Regions from separate parts of the Homo sapiens genome. Here region 2 is linked to region 1. A link is a contact called in ENCODE Hi-C or POLR2A ChIA-PET data. All regions are on one chromosome and are shown on one strand. The core of a region is the stretch at or near the end of the contact, and the rest is flanking DNA. Distances in the headings are between cores, read along the strand shown. Region 1 overlaps HSPG2 (heparan sulfate proteoglycan 2). Region 2 holds the start of LINC00339 (long intergenic non-protein coding RNA 339).

Region 1 (2,700 bases), core at 186-2,685:
GTGGCCCAAACGTGAGGCTGCACTGCCCAGTGGTTAGGACATGCTAGGCTTTGGAGTCAATCAGACCCAGGTTCAAATTAGTTTCTGCCACACATTAGCCGTGTGCCCTTGGGACACACTCACCCCTCAGCACCTCTATTTTTTTACCTGTTAAAGGGGATAATGATATGTAACTCAGGGCTGTCGGGAGGAATACATGCAGGGCCCAGATGCAGGGGTCATTATAGTTATGATGGTAATCAAGGCTGCGGCGACGCCGGCTGATTTGCTTGCTGATGCCTCTGTGCCTGTGCAGAGGTGGTGGAGCTGGCCACACACTCACCTGGCAGGACAGACCGATGTAGCCTGGCGGGCAGCGGCACTCCTCCACCTCGAGGGCGCGGGGTCTGTTTGAGGGCCCCGGCTGGGCGACCTCCAGGCTGACTGCGCTGATGCTGGCCGCCAGCGGCACGGAGGAGAACGTGGCCCGGATCAGGAGCTCATCCAGGTCGGCCAGTGCCATCAGGAGGTGCTCGCGTGTGGCCGGCTGCCCATCGGGCCGGCGCCAGAATTCCTGGGTTGGGGGTGGCAACGTGGGCGGGGGCAGTGGGCTTTGTGGGCTGCTCCTACAGTTACCACCCCCCAAATCCTGCCTTACAGGCACTGACTGAGGGCTGCCAGGTGAAGGTTGGGGAGCGAGAGACAGGGTGGGTATCAAAGCCAGGCTCTGAGTCAGGGTGGAGGGTGGGGTGGGGTTAGACACAGCATGGCCAGGTGCCCCTTACCTCTCGGAACATGATCTCGTAGCTCCTCCTCTCAGGGCCCTGCAGCGCTGGCTGGGAGGCCACTAGCATGATGTTGTTGCCCTGGAAAGACACCAGCAGGATTGGAAGGGGAGCCGAGGGGTCCCTGGGGTGCCAGGGTGTCCTCCACCAGTCCTAGATTCTCTGTAACCCCCAGCCTCCCACCTCTCTGCTCTCCCAAGCTCATGCGCCCAAAGGAGTCAGGCACATGCCCACTGCCCCCTTCTCCCAGCAGCAGGATCCTCTGCTTGGGTAGTGTCCAACCAGGCAGGGATGTGGGGGCATGGGCCTAACTCCCCCAGCCTGTGCCAGAAAACTGAGTGCTGGATGGAAAGGACAAAGGACAAATGCCGAGGGTGCCCCTGGCTTCCATCCTGCCCTTCTGCCCACCCAGCATGGTGTCCAAATGCTCACCGTGATCTGCACATCGGGGTCAGAGAGTGGGCTGCCCTGTGGGCCTGCTGTGTAGGAGAGGGTGTATCGCAACTTCCCACCGTAGGCCGCCACCTGCAAAGAGGCAAGCCCAGAGGTCACAGGCTGACCTTGGGGTGTGAGTGTTGGACCATATAGGTGAGGGATGGAGCATCTGGCGGCCTTTTTGCACCTGTGCCACACTCCCCCACCCCCCTCCCTGCCCAAACCAAGAGGCCAGGGTGCATGGTTGCCTGGGAAACAGGACATTTCTCAGTTCCTCTGTAGCCCCAGACATGGTGGTGATGATGCTGAGCAGCCTCTTTGCTCTGCAAGGTTCTCTATTCCCCATTGCCTGACGGTGCCGGCGAACAAACTCCAGGTCTGCTTTCATTTACAGGAATTTCCCATAAGGCAGACAAGTGTAATGACAATGACCACCATGGGGAGGCTGCGGAAGCTTCAAAAGTTCTCAGCCATGGGGGTGGGGCTGACGGCAGCCCCTCGGAGGCCTTGCCTCCTAGGCAGGTGGTTTTTGTTTGCCCAGTATCCAGTTCCTGCTTTCTAGAAACTAAACCGTGGTTTTCTATAAAGAACAACTGTCTCCGCACATGCAGACCATGTGGTCTGAGGGCCCTGATCCCCTCCTCCTCTATAGTGGAGACATGAGCCAGGCCTGGCCAATCTGCATAACCTACCACTGCCCTTTGCCACCCCATCAGGGATAGACAAGTAACCCGTGCACTTATGCTCTTTCTACCAGGCCAGAGAAAGTCCCTTCTGCAGTCAGATGAGAAGCTGGAGAACCAAGATAAAGCCCTAATGAGCCCCTGGATAAGGCCATGCCTGACACCATACATGCTTAGACTCTGCAGTTGCATGAGCCGATAGATTCTTTGTTGCAGACAAGCCCACTGGACTTGGGCACTGTGTTGCTCATGACTGGGGAGTCCTTACTTCTGCTGCAGAGGACCTTCACGTGGACAGCTGAGGCTCCCCAGCTCTGTCCCACAGGACTTTGCTTTCTCTCCTCTGCCACCAGGGCAGACATTCATCTCAATACCAAACTGCATCAAGCCTACCTCTTTGTTCATTTGTGTGTTCACTCAGCTAACCAGCATTTATCAAACACCTGCTGATTACACACACGGCCCTGGGCTACATGGCTACAGGGATATTCTCCATGAGCTCAAGGCATGGTAAGGAATTTTGGAGTGGAACCAAATAACCATAAAATAACTGGTTTCCTGCTTGCTTTGAATGCCAGAAAGTTCACAGCCATTTCTGGGACTGACTTTCTGGCAAGTTGCAGGTGTGTACAGCACAGTGATTTTTAAAAATTTTTTATTTTTTTTTTCACCTTTTTTTTTTAAATAGAGATGGGGTCGCCCTATGTTGCTCAGGCACTTTTTTTTTTTTTTAAATAGAGATGGGGTCTCCCTATGTTGCTCAGGCTGGTCTCAAACTCCTGGACTCAAGCGATTGTCCTGCCTCAGCCTCCCAAAAT
Region 2 (2,751 bases), core at 178-2,677, 160 kb after region 1:
CACCATTGCACTCCAGCTTAGACAACAAGAGCGAAACTCCGTCTCAAAAAAAAAAAAAAAAAAAAAAAAGAAGTGAAGATGAGCTTGTCAGATTGTCAGATTTGCAAAATAGCCAGAAGGTCAGTGTTCTTGGAGCAAACTGAGTGAGCAGGAGGGTGGGGAAAGATGAAGCACAAAGGCTGAATTTTACCTGGGATGATAAAATAATCTTACACAAGCCGAAACGTATATACTTTCACATAAATTTATGTGCCTATGAAATTGGAGTTGCTCTGGGACTCAAGCGGCATCCTTGCCCCAACCCCTGCTGTTTTCTGAAGCATTCCTAAGGAACCTTAGAGTGTGGGAGAGAGAAATAGCAGGAAGTCCTTAACCTAGTCCAACCCTTTTATTTTACAGTTAGGGAAACCTAAGCTGAGAGAGGAGATGGAAACCTGGTTGTAGGAGTGAGTGGGGAAGGGTTCACGGTCATTCTGGTAGGTAGGGGTAGGGCCAGAGCAAGGAGTCCTGGTTTGTGAACCACCAGCTGGCCGTCTAGGAGTTTACAGACCAGCAGTGGCAATGTTGACAAAGGGCATATCTTCCTTTCCCCAAGAACATTGGCTCTGGAGCAATAACCCAGCAATGGGGGCTTTGGGGTGTCCCTCTTAATCCGGTAGCTCAGCCCATTCGGATATGCCAGCTGGAAAGAGAGAGGGAGAAGTCAACTGAGTACCTCTCTCTAACAGCTCAATCCCTCCCCTTCAGGGTTAAGATCGGGGCTGCAGTGGTTAGCATCTCTGCTTCCTCTAGCCGGCTGTGTCATTGAACCTGTGTGATCAGACGCAAACCAGATCAGTATGACTTCAAAGCTTCATCTTTGAGATGGAGTCTTGCTCCCTCGTCCGGGCTGGAGTGCAATGGCGCAATCTCGGCTCACTGCAACCTCCGCCTCCCGGGTTCAAGCAATTCTCCTGTCTCAGTCTCCCGAGCAGCTGGGACTATAGGCGCCTGCCAGCACGCCCGGCTAATTTTTGTATTTTTAGTAAAGACTGAGTTTCACCTTGTTGGTCAAGCTGGTCTCGAACTCGTGACCTCAGGTGATCCACACGCCTCTGCCTCCTAAAGTGCTGGGATTACAGGCGTGAGCCACCGCGCACGGCTAAAGCTTCAGTTCTTAACCATCAGGCGACAGTGCGTAGTCTGGTAGCAACTGGAAAAGTCCTGCTGAGATTTAGCCTCCCATACACACAGAGTCCCACCCCGGACAGGCTGTATCAACCCCCCACGGCCATATGCCCACTGCTGTTTGCGTACAATGAGGCGGGACCTATAGACTGTATCCACTGACTCATCTGGAGTGATTCCGCGGGGCGCCAATACAAGGACCACTGTCTCCAAACAGCAGCCAGCCACCCCTCTCTCTTGGTTTCCTTCCTTTGAGTGGTGCAAAGGCTTAAGGGTGTAACCTCAGAATGGGGCCCTGAATCAGCTGTGGGCGAGCTCCTAGAGTATCTTAATTCCTGCTTCATCTCTTTCCATTTTGCAGTTGGGCAAACTGCGGCTCAGAAAGATAAAGAACTTCTCCGGAGCGAAAAAGCTGCTAAGAATGTATCCAAAACTCCGCACGGTAAGGACTGAGGACGGTCAAAAGACCACCAAGAGTTAAAACCATGAAGCTGCGTAGTACCGCGGAGGCTAGAGAGACCCGGCCCACCCCTTCCAACCTATGCCCCTCCTCTTAACTTCCGGGCGGGGCATGACTTCCGGTTCCCGCGCGGCGCTCCAAAGCTCGGGGAGTGGTGGTCTCCCTTTCCTGGAGTCATTTGTGGGAGTTAGGGTCTTATCCTGATCTTTCCTCGTCCCCCGCTCCCCCGTCCTCCGAGGTGGCAGCTGCGTAGGTGAACGTTCCCCCTGTCCCCTTCCTTCTCCTTCCTAACCCGAGTACGCTTGCTCGCGGCCACAGTGGCTGCCTGCCCCAGGAGCGGGGAGTCCCTGCCTTTGGGGTAGGGAAATGACTGAAATGTGGGACCTGCGGGCTCCTCGGGCTGACTTGGACCTCACTGCAGCTCTGGAGGTGGACCTCGTCCTGGGACCCTAGAAGCCCATTTCCGCACTCGGGCTAGGCCTTCGGAGCCGCGGCAGCATAGTGGGAGGAGTCGGGCTCAGCTCCCCCCCACCACAACCGGGATTATTTTTATCGGTTGAGTCATCGCACTACCTTTCATCCTTGTGGCTTTGGGCAAGTCCCCGCCCTCCGAGCCTCACTTTGCTTATCTGTGAATGGAAATAACAGTGCCTACCCCATGGGCTATCGGGAGGATCAGTTGTGAGGGAATGCAGTGTGGGGTGTCTGGCCGGCAGAATTCCACAAATGGTAGCAGCGGTTGATGTCACTGGAGGTTCCTGGGGCAGTAATTTATCAAGAGTTTATGATCCTGAACTAAGGATCATACGGAGGAGGATCTGTGTATAACGTTCGGCACAATGTTAGATAGGAAGTAAGGGCGCAGTGCACTGGAGTTATTTTTTCTTTTTTTTTTTTTTGAGACGGAGTCTCGCTCTGTCGCCCAGGCCGGAGTTGCAGTGCCGCGTTGTCGCCTCACTGCAACCTTCTCTGCCACATGGGTTCAAGCGATTCTCCTGCCTCAGCCACTCGAGTAACTGGGATTACAGTCGCACATCACCACGCCTGGCTAATGTTTTGCATTTTTAATAGAGACGGTTTCACCATGTTGGCCAGCCTGGTCTTGAACTCCTGATCTCAGGTGA

The links. A loop is a pair of places that touch in the nucleus more often than their neighbours do. ChIA-PET counts read pairs that join two places held with the same protein, here RNA polymerase II (POLR2A). Pooled maps may share reads with other maps.
Region 2: a loop to region 1 is called in a map with no recorded cell type, with 10 times the contacts of the local background. The contact joins the promoter of LINC00339 here to the enhancer-like site in region 1. A Hi-C loop is called at or near these places in 5 of 37 single-sample maps with no recorded cell type and 7 of 50 pooled maps. POLR2A ChIA-PET finds 5 or more read pairs at or near these places in 3 of 52 experiments (GM12878, H1 and endothelial cell of umbilical vein).

Annotation. Positions count from the first base shown.
Region 1 is chr1:21,864,521-21,867,220 of GRCh38, forward strand. It overlaps HSPG2 (heparan sulfate proteoglycan 2), which reads right to left. Exons shown (of 97, transcript NM_005529.7): 34 at 1,197-1,289; 35 at 765-845; 36 at 323-553. Among named protein-coding and RNA genes, the nearest start is that of LDLRAD2, 54 kb to the left of the region's middle. RefSeq lists enhancers at 40-845, 846-1,651, 1,548-1,607, 1,638-1,707. Within about 2 kb of position 1,436, at least 3 of the 41 ENCODE cell types and tissues checked have a DNase peak (open chromatin) inside an H3K27ac peak, as active enhancers do; they include GM12878, where a contact is called at or near this core.
Region 2 is chr1:22,023,764-22,026,514 of GRCh38, forward strand. LINC00339 (long intergenic non-protein coding RNA 339) reads left to right here and starts at 1,428. Exons shown (of 2, transcript NR_023918.2): 1 at 1,428-1,609. LINC01635 (long intergenic non-protein coding RNA 1635) reads right to left here and starts at 2,285. Exons shown (of 3, transcript NR_110692.1): 1 at 2,201-2,285; 2 at 1,043-1,203; 3 at 231-682. RefSeq lists enhancers at 1,713-2,314, 1,926-2,035, 2,113-2,407.